Linked DNA regions of Mus musculus: region 1 is linked to region 2. Evidence: chromatin loops called from intact Hi-C (ENCODE). Cell type or tissue: left cerebral cortex. All regions are shown on one strand. Links, peaks and the distances in the headings refer to the core of each region. The heading gives the core; the rest is flanking DNA.

What was found. Hi-C counts contacts between places; a loop is a spot of excess contacts. Peaks named below come from ENCODE experiments on the same cell type or tissue, not always from the same donor. Only the 100,000 strongest peaks of a DNase experiment are listed, where the experiment ranks them.
Region 1: it touches region 2 in a loop (2.9-fold over the local background); 2 of 42 quality-filtered maps call a loop at or near these places.

Annotation. Positions count from the first base shown.
Region 1 is chr17:68,637,232-68,642,617 of GRCm38, forward strand. L3mbtl4 (L3MBTL4 histone methyl-lysine binding protein) reads left to right here. Exons shown (of 21, transcript NM_177278.5): 16 at 4,268-4,338. Among named protein-coding and RNA genes, the nearest start is that of Tmem200c, 200 kb to the right of the region's middle. In left cerebral cortex, for the core only: a CTCF peak has its summit at 3,138; a DNase peak (open chromatin) is centred at 4,128.
Region 2 is chr17:68,289,759-68,295,144 of GRCm38, forward strand. The region is part of intron 1 of L3mbtl4 (L3MBTL4 histone methyl-lysine binding protein); the gene reads left to right. Among named protein-coding and RNA genes, the nearest start is that of L3mbtl4, 19 kb to the left of the region's middle. In left cerebral cortex, for the core only: no CTCF peak of the experiment used is centred there; a DNase peak (open chromatin) is centred at 2,286.

The DNA.
Region 1 (5,386 bases), core at 167-5,166, 350 kb after region 2:
TTAACCTGCATATTTAAGGATGAATCATGAGGATCTGGGGTTGTAGCTAAACCAGTAAAGTGTGTTTTGCACATGTGTGAGGAGGATTTGGGTAAAGATGCCCAGGTCCCACATACAAATTGGAAGCAATAGTGACACCTGTAATATCAACTCTGTGGGAGTAGAGTTGGTGGGTCCTTGTAACTCACTGGTCTGCCAAACAAGGAATTCTGGGAGCTCCAGGTTCAGTGAGAGACCTTGTCACAAAATTAAATAAATAAAGATGGAGAGTAACAAAGAAAAAATGTCCAAGGTCAAGGACAACACACAGACACACAGACACACAGGATGCACCCAAAATGCATTACTAAATCAACTCAAATGTGCCCAATACACATCATTTTTAACAGCTGTATCATATTCTGTGTGTGGCTGTATTTTGTCCCTCCAACCCATTCCTTTCCTGACAACGACTTTTCCATATTTTCCCCACATAAATGGACCACAGAGAACATTTTCACACTTGCTTTTCTTTAACAGGTATTCCATACTGCCTTATTTCTAAGGGTTTGATTACTGTTTATTTACAAACCAAACATAACATAAGATCCTTTAAGACAACCACACAGGTTCTTGGCTCACTCCATGGTCCTATAAACAAGTAAGCCATTGTCAAACTGACAGACACGTTGGAACATGGGAAACGACAACATTCTTCAGTTTGTGTCCTGAGTTCCTGACTCCAACTCTCACCCTATTACACCCCATCCCCAGTTTCTCCCATCTGGTCTTTCACAGGACTGCAAGGTCCTGCTTCCACTGCATTTCCTGTAAGGAACTTTCATTTGAGTCCATCTCCTGAAAGCTTGATGTAGTCATACGCACACACACACACACACACACACACACACACAGACAAACACATACATACATACATACATACATACATACATGCATACATACATACACATATACACATACATATACATACCCGCACATGTACATACACATGCATATACATGCACACACATACACACACATGCACACACAGAGACATACATATACACACAGAGGGAGAGAGAGAGAGAAAGAGGGAGAGGGAGGAGAGAGAAAAGGAGATGGAGAGGGAGAAACTTACACTTTCCAGCTCACAGCACCTTCTTCACCTGTCTTACAATCATTTTCCCCAAGGGTGCGCAGGTCCTTATGCCCTGACAATTCACCTGCCTCTTAGTGGGAGGAACCATCTTGACTGAATAGAATCCAAAGGCAGGAAAGTCCTAAAGAATATTCCTTAGACTTGGAGAATTTACCTAAATATCAGTCATGCATATTGCTGCTTTCTTATAGAACCATGGTCAGCACACGTTCTCTCAAGAACCTGGTACTCAATATTGTGAGTTCGGTCAGGGCTACCCCTTTTCAACTAAGCCACTGTCATGAAAGTAGCCACCAGAAGGAAATGTGCCAGTAACTATGGCTGTTTGTGATTAAATCCTACTTTTCAGAACACAGTAGAAATTGACTCCCAGACCATTCATTTCCAGCTTCTATCCTAAAACTGTCCAGTGTGACATCACTCACCCAAGTGACAATCAGATCCTAGTGCTGTGCCTTTTTCAACAAAAATTGATTACTCTTACATCTTCTGAGATAGGCATCTAGTCTATGGGTTGGAACTTCATGAACATGGAGATAGTAGTGACCAATACCTGTGTGGAGATCACACATCTGTAGCAGAATAAGAAGGAGCCACAGAGAGTAGAGAGTACTGGGGTTGTAGAAGGTGTTGCCTTCTATAGAGAGATCCAGGTGAATGAGTGTCTGACACTTGCCGCAGCCATAGCAACCTCACAGAAGATCCTGAAGGTTCATTGCAGAACTAGAGCTATGCCCCTATGGAAGTATAGTCCAAGCATCTGGGAAAGTCAGTGAATAGTAACAGGAGTCGCATAGAGCCTTTTCACTAAGCCATAAGCTATCCATTCATCTGTAGTGTGCCACAGGCCTCATTGTTTACAGAGTTCCCACAGTAGATCATTTCACCGAGCAAACATAGCACTGTCTTTTCTACTGTCAACGAGATCAAGTTCTAAGTAGAATTCTGCAGGGAGTCCCCCTGTAGTCTGGCTCCCCACACCTCTGCAGACCCAACTCTGCATTGTGCAAGTGTTACAGCCAAAGTAGTTGATAATGCTGATTTGGGTCCTCCCAAGGACTCTCATGTCTGTGAAGGAGCAGAAGGCACCCTCTCTGTGATCTGTGGTAAGAAAGCCTACATGAGGTATCCAAAGATTTCACTTTGCATCCTAGCTGCCTAAGATGGGGCAAGTTGTCCCGTGTTTCTGAGCCTCAGTTTCCACATTTATAAACCATGGATATTATCCCTGCCTTGTAGGGTTGTTGTGAGAATGGAGTAAGGTTCAGTGAAGTTAGACCTTGGAGCCATTATGCCCCTATAGATTTCTCAATGATGAACCATTCACAGGATTTGGCTTGGCTATCTCCCTAGTGAACAAGCATTTGAAATTGAGACATAAGTAAATATACCCTTGATAAATTGCAGTGGCTTATATTTTAAAATACTACCAAATACATCATTTGATTTATCTTAAAATAATTTACAAAAACCCCATTGACATTATATGAGACAGGCAACCTTCTATTTTAAAATTTTGTATGAAAGATCTAAGATTTCACCAACACAAACTGCAGAGGGATGCTGTAAGAGGGTTTCATTTAATTCATAGTGCTGTAAACATTATAAAATTAAGGGTACAATCCCCTAACGTGTCTGAAAACAGGTAAGCAGAGTTGAAATTGTTCTTTTTCCTCATCTTCTTTACAAAATGACCAGGCTATAACACTGAGCCCCAGAGGTTGTGATATCCAGCATCTCACACTGGCCATCAGATACTTGCTGCTTAAGCTCAAATCCTCTCTTTATAGGTCACATGCCTGTTCTAGGAGAATGTAAATAAGTCCTGACAACACAGAGATACTCAGGGAACCTAAGAAAAACTAAATACATTGAGCTGTTAAAGTAGTCTACAGGTTGTATGCGTATTGGTCCATAATACATAGTGGCCTGTACAATGTTTTGAAAATGGTGTTTACTGAGTGCACAGACCAACCAGGTAGACATGTGGTACGTTCATGTCACAGATTGACCACTAGGTGTCAAGTGCTCAAACAGTCACTCCGTGTCACAGACCAAGGAACTGAGTCCTAGGCATGAAACAGGTGTCTCTGCATGGATTTTCCTCTCCTTGACCCCCTGCCTGCACCAGAGGCAGCTCCTCACTCGGTAGGCTGAACACCATAACAGAAGGGCCAAAGATGGGGCCGAAAGTCAAACTCTTTCCGGTTTTTGTTTTGTTGATGCTGTTTCTATTAAGAAAACCAAGAGATACCTAACGAATGAGTGGAATGCACTTCTGCTGTGGCAAACATGTTCACAGAAGCTATAGATAAAAAATATGCGACTTAACCTATAAGCCTTTCAGACTTCTAGGCAGATTTGGTAGCCAAGTTGTTTGCTTCTCTGCTCTGTCAGGACCGAGGCACGGGCCTGTCAGTGTGGTTGACATGAAAACCATCAAGTGCAGTAAGAGAAACACGTGTGCAAAGCAAATGATTATAAGTTTATAAGAATCATAAGTATATGCAGATAAATTAATTATCTCAAGTTCCCTGCCTAAATTAATTAAGTCGGTAATTAGCAACCGTGGGGAAGTCTCATTTTCAAAACTTCTGCATTTGCTTTGCAGCAGGAACCTTGGTTTTTAATGAAGAACCGACAATGAAAGAGGCACAAAATTAGTCCACACTGGGTGCTGCAACATCCCAAAAGTTAATGAATTCTCTGACATTCAGCAATGCAACTTAGTCACTTATACACTTATCTGAGCACAGCCACAGTGCTGTGATCTTCTGATTGAAATAATAGGAGCCAGACTTTGAAATAATGCTTATTATTTACCTATGTCCCACACTGTTCCCCACTGTCTCAGGTGCTTACTCCTCAAAGCCCGAAGAGATCATCCTCCAGGAGGAGTGGATGGAAAGACTTTTAAGTTTCACTATTCAAAGTCAGAGTTTCTGAACAAAGGTTCCTGCTTCCTTTAAATGTTAAGCCGAGGAAATGTTCTAATGAGACTGTGCAGAGAAACACCTGATAATTCGCTGTCATTTACCCCGAGGTTTCTATTTAAATTTGTGCTGCTGTCATGATTTATTCTTACCTCACAGGATAATGAATCCAGATTTTATTTCTGTTCTTTGCCAGACTTGTACAGCAGGCAAAGTGTTTGAAAATCAAAGGAAAAGAAGATATTGACTTGGATAATCTCTTCAGAGGTAAAAACAAAAACAAAAACAAAACAAAACAAACCCCCCCCAAAAGACACAAAAAGCAACAGTAGCAAAGTCACAGAGCCAGCTTTTGCTTTTTGTTGTGGACAATGTCCTATGTGTCTGTTGGGATTCATCATAGTGGTAGGGAATGTAGCCAAGAACCTGACTCAAAGTCAAGAGACTCTTAGACTCAGGGCCTGCTATCTACCCCCAAGTAACAGGTTCTGTTACTTCAAAGCCCCTTTCTTAGTTTTCTTATTTTTAAAGGTGAAAAGGTCCCTATCATCTCTGCAGTCCTGTTCATGTCAGGGAAGATCCAGTCTTGTGGAGATCAGCGTTTACTGTGGGCTCTCTACATCTACAGTGGCCACATAATACAGCCAGGAAAGTCACTGTGGTTAACCAATGGGACAGCCGATAAGTGGGCATTATTGGTAGGTCAGGCAGAAAGTTACTGGGTAGAAAGCTTAATTGCTGAGATGAGGTGTTTGTTGGGATCGAGAAAAGGAAGAGAGACATCCTGTTTTCACCCAGGTGTTTCCTTCCTCTGACTTTCCAATGCAGACACAATGGGAGGCCTGGCTCTGTGGTGACCAGCTAAGGTCTTCCTTCAGTTTGCCCTGTCCTCATACTGATATTTAAATCTGGCCAGATGAACACGTTGATCGTTTACAATCAGAATGCTATGTCTTCAGCCACTGTGGCCCTTAAATTCTTAGATCACCAAACATGGTAGGAGATCTGTTGACGAATTTTCTGCTGAATTGGGAAGGAAATTAACACAACTCGAGAGTCCTGTAGCAGTCCCACCACAGTGTCACGATTGAGTTCTCTTAGGATTAAAAAAGGGCCAGACAATCACTGAGCACAGGGTTGTGGTGGCCAAGAGCAAAACTACTCTCTTTGGATGGGGCAAGGCTCGGCCTGGGTTTGAAAGAGCTCTAAGTTTCCATCCAAGTCACAAAGAGACAGGGTCTTTTCCTGAGGAAATAGGGGGCAATTAAGGTACTTGGCTTTCATGGTGCAGCTACACGTTTCTCAGAAGAATCTC
Region 2 (5,386 bases), core at 273-5,272:
CTGTATCTTTGGTTGAATAAACAAATATTTAAAAATGTGCTGCCTGGCCTTGGCCCCTGGGTTGATTTTGTGTAGCCATAGGATTTTCAGATGTAAAATCAAGGCAGCAGTAGGGTTGCTGTCAATATTAAATGGCATGTAAGCAAAAAACATTTAGCACATGCTACAAAGATAGCCACTGTTTAAATAACTGTCGGCAACGGCTTGCCAGTTGTTGTAAGTACTTTTATGTATTATAATATTTTTCTGACTGGGTGATATGTTTGCTGCTAAAGGAATTATGTGCTTATTCCAAACAGGGAGAGCCAAACACATGATGAGACACACATTCTATTCTAAGAGAGCATACTTGTCTATGCCTCAGAGGTGCTCCCCACACCACCTCAGGTGCTCCCTAGATCTGTTGTTACTTCTTAGAAGATATACATGAAAGCCATGTATTTCTGATTGAGGGAAATTTGTATTGTGTTGTATGTACTGAGAGGCACCTAGTACTGACCAAGGTCTGGATGACATGCTGGCCAGTGGCAGCTGGGGTGTCCATGTTGCAGTGGACACTGTGTCACTCAATCGGGACACAGCCAACTCAGCTGCCCCATGCCACAGCCTTAGGTCTTGGGTGGTGAATGAAATGCTGTGTGAAGAGGGATCCATACTGACCTGTCTGATAGGCTTTCCATGAGACTCTGAGTGTTCAAGTAACAACACCTCACAAATTACTTCCATACTGTTAAAAGAAGGATTTGTTCATAAGAAAAAGAGACCCAGTTTGAACTGTTTGGAGATAGGTTCTCGCAAATACCCAAATACTCCAAAGTCTCTTTAGAATGGGAACTACTGTCATTCAGATCGAAATAACATTGTTATTTTCTTATTTCCTAAGTACTAGATTGTTGTTTTCATATCAACTGACTACATGGGGGCACCAAGGCATACAGTAAGTGAAAGGTTTTATTACAACTATGAGAAAGAGAACCACCAGATGCATCTAGAAGAATCTAGAGCAGGAGGAGAAAGTAGTAGATTGGACATGTTCTGTAGACTGGACTTGGCCATGAGAGGAGAGAGAGGGGGAGCAGAGCAAGAGAGGAAGAGACAGAGACAGGGATAACCAAGAGACAGGGACAGGTCTGGGAACTAAGATGTGTGTGTGCCCGAGCGTGTGTGTGTGTGTGTGTGTGTGTGTGTGTGTGTGAGAGAGAGAGAGAGAGAGAGAGAGAGAGAGAGACAGAGACAGAGACAGAGAGAGAGACAGACACAGAGAGAGAAAGACAGAGAGAGCAAGAGAGTGCTCCATGGCTGGAGATAGAATAAGGAAGAGCAGGCGAGAAGATCCAGTTTGCCTGCAGACCCTGAAATGTACAACATGGACTTATGCTACCGAGGGTACCAGGGGCCAGCGTGTGCTTTGATATGCTAATATGTACGACAGTCATACATCCCTTCTGCCAGTGATAAAGAAATGGCTCTTTTGGTAGAGGGGAAGTGGCTTCCTGAGTTCCTGAGAAATGCTGCCTTTTGTCTAACTGCCAGAATTTGGACCTGTCAATTTTACCCCCGAGGAATAGTCAGTAATGCTTATACATCACAAACATGCCAGCATTAATACTGTAGGTGGGTCGGTTCTCACCTTGAGCTTGTTCAGTGTTTGGGAAAGAAAGACTTTTATAATGGATGTTATTTTCTGCTTCTTTATTGTAGATAACATCCCTGGAGATTAATTATAAAAGCAACAAAAAGAAACCTGAATGCAGAATACCCATATAATGTGTTAATATATTTAGCTGTTGTGAAGAAATGCTAACCCTACCTTGATTTTTCTTGTTTAATTGTGATTTCCCTCACCTAAAAGTGAGAATTATTTTATCTTCATGGATGATGAAACTACTACACTTATTCTTGAGGCCATGATTATATTAATACATCAAACACATTGCAGTGTGTATTTTTAACTCCGAGAATAGTAAATTGGTTGTGTAGGCACGTATGTCACAAGTTTGTGTCAAAACATCCATTTTAATAACAATACTTCTTAAAATAAAAGAGAGTGTACTCTGACCCTGAGATGAGGCATTCTCTTTCTACATTTTTTGATGTAGAGGGTTTATGGCTTCTCCACCCTCCCCCAATGCCACTAACAGTGGGGTGGACTATATTGCTTATCTTTGCCAAGAAGTTTTAAATGCAATATATGGGAAGCAGATGGTGAGTGGGGATAAAATATAGTCAGCTCGCCTGCTGAGTCCTGCAATGGAGGCTGTGAATAAGACCACGAATACAGTCGTTTGTCAAGGTCCAAAGTGATTCAAGGAGTAAGTGTGTTCATGGACTTTTTAGGAAAACAACAACAACAACAAAATATCTCTTACATTCTAAGAGTTGCCAACTTGTGCTGGGCCCCTCAGATGAGTGAATGCTACACTTCAGAGTGTTACATTTCACTTAAGCTTGGCATCCTGCTGTGCATCCGGGCTGATTAACTCGCCTCTAAGAACAGAGGAACAAGTAAGCTTATTCACCTTGGATTTCCCATGTAGTCCATTTTACAACCGAAGCTAATGAATGCACAGCTTTAACTGTAACTTACCTATTCTTCCATGCCCGCCCCCCCCCCCCCGAGCTTGAGACCCACGCTTCTCTCTGTGTATGAGTGATTATAATGATTATTTTCTGAAAACAGCAGGCCAGTTGAAAGCCATACATATCCAGCATAAGTGCTGCCAACAGCATGCAGGTACTGCTTGATGGACAGTGTGTTTGTTATCCGGGTCAATTGGGGGTCATCTGTTTAATCCGTTGGAAAACTTGTTAAAGATTACTATAAAGTATTGCTTATTCCTTCTCCCTGTGATGCTTTCTACTGTTCAGATAAATATAAAATAAAGCCCTTTCCGAGGGAGAGACAGAGGCCTGGGGCTAGAAGCCGGGGAGTCACACTTGGGCTCCCTTTTGGTCAAAGCTCTCCAAGAGGAAGATTGTGATTTCTTTCCTTAATGTGACACAGGTACATTTTGATGGTCTGGTGTCACCTTCAGTTGGTTAACTGACACAAGTCAGAGTCTCACAATGTTTTACAAAGTAAGGGACAAACACTAGAAAGACATCCACAATTATGTCATGCTATTGAGAATAATTAATTTTGAAACAGATGAGCTGTGTTCAGTGTATTGGGGAATAGGCATTATTTTTCTGAGGTAGCATTTGTAAATGGTCTAAGCAAATGGCTTCCCTTTTACCTCATAGAATCTCACAGAGGTGAGCTAAAGAAACTTAAAATGTTGTGGAGAGCAAAGATTTAGAACCAGTGTATTTTTGGTGGTAGAGTAAATTCTTTTTTATTTTCCTTTAGGGTTCCAGTCCACCTTGCCCCAGTCTATTTAGAAAATTAAAATAAATTGTTGGATTTAAAAAAATTTTTTTGAGACAGGGGTTCTCTGGGTAGCCCTGGCTGTTCTAGAACTCACTCTGTAGACCAGGCTGGCCTGGAACTCAGAAATCCCCCTGTCTCTGCCTACCAAGTGCTGGGATTAAAGGTGTGTGCCATGACTGCCCGGCTTATAAAACATTTTCAACTTCCACTAAGTCGATATGTAATACATAGTTTCTTGCTTCCATACAGTAACTGTTGTGTGCTTAGATTATCCAAAGTACTATTTGGGCATTGGACAATTTGGGCAAACCAAATGGGTGCAGATCCTACATGGATGGAGCCTATATTTGAGTTGGGGAGAGTCCATCAATAGATGGTAAATAATACATAGGTGTATTCTTTACCATCAATAGATGGTAACTAATTCATGGGTGTATTCTTTTATGGTTTGAAAGACTAAAAAAAATATTATGGGGGAATAAAAGAGAAAGGGAACGGAGAGAGGGAAGTATGGATGTGCTGAGCTATTGATAGCATCCAGCATTTCAGGAGCTGGCTGTAGAACTTGCTGAGAAGGGCTAGGGAAAGCAGATTGACCTCTGTGAGGGGAAGTGAGTTCTAGGTAGAAGGAATAGCTAGGGAGACAGGATTTAATAGGAGTAGGACAGAGGGTGGAGCTTGTTAGAAGGATCATAAAGAGACACTGGTGATCAAGGAGAGAGGAGAAGGCTGGGAACTCAGAGAGAGGAAGAAGGGGATAAAGGAGAAGAGAGCCTGTATGCTCAGCAGCCATTGTAAAGACCCTCTGTGTACATTGACATGAAAGGGTATTCCTGATAAGCATTGGATGGAGGGTGATGTGTCTGAACTTTGTAGTGGTCATTGTTATTGATGGGCCGTCCTGCTTACATAAGGTTGCTCTGAGAAGTGTTTTGGTGGTAACTCAGAGGAATGGAGAAGCAGCTACCTCCATAGCCCAGTGAAGCTGTTGGAATTGGATGTAGACTTTGGTGATATGCACCTGGTGCTGGCTTTGTAAGCAGTAGAGTATGTAGGAGTTGTAGCATCTTAGAGACTTCCCTTATAATTTTAGAGAAAAGTCTGGAGAACCAAGTTTGGGTAGGATTGGTATTCCTGCGAGGCAGCCCTTCAGAGGGAAATGCCTGCGGCTATGAGGGTGAAGGTGAGCCAGTGGTGGAGACTTTAGGATGTTGGAGGTGTCAGAAAACTGTAATATCTGCCGGGGAAGTGAATAGAGGCACTGAAGACAGGCCAGTGTGGGGTGCACATGGCAGAGCCATAGGAATTTGGCTGTTCAAGGTTTTGGGGAGCTCAGATCATGGTTTCATATCCCCTAATGCCAGCCACGGAGCTCCAGTGTTTGTAGTTTTCCTGCTGCACTATAGTCTTGGCTTTGGTATCTCTCCTCTTTTTCTATGCCTCCATTATCTCCTTTTGAAATAGGAATGTTTACTCCCAGCCATTATACTTAGAACTATTTTTGCGTTTACTTTGCAGGGATTCACAGTTAAAAGTTTGACTTGATCTCAGGAGAGAGTTTGAGTTTGGGCTTTTGAACACCACTGGGGCTGTGAAGACTATGGAGAAATTTAAACTTAGACTAAATCCCTCTCTCATTATGAGACGCAAATAGGACTTCGGTGGGGCATGGGAAACTGTTATGGTTGGATAGCAAATGTTCTATCGGAGCCTCATATGTTGAGAGTTTGGCTTTCAGCCGGTCATGCTGTTTTGGAAGGTTCTGAAAAGGTTAGGAGGTCTGGGTAAAGGAACCAGGCATTTGGGGGCATATTGCCTTGGGTCCCTTCCTATCACATCACTGTTTCCTGTCTACCAGGGATGAGTGGCTCTCCTCTGCCACATACACTGGCTGCTGTGACATTTAAATATAATCAAGCAGCCAAGGGGTAAACTCTCTGAGATCATGGAGGAGAATAACAATTTTCTCATTTAGGTTATTTCTCTCAGGTATTTTGTTAGTAATGAGAAAGCTAA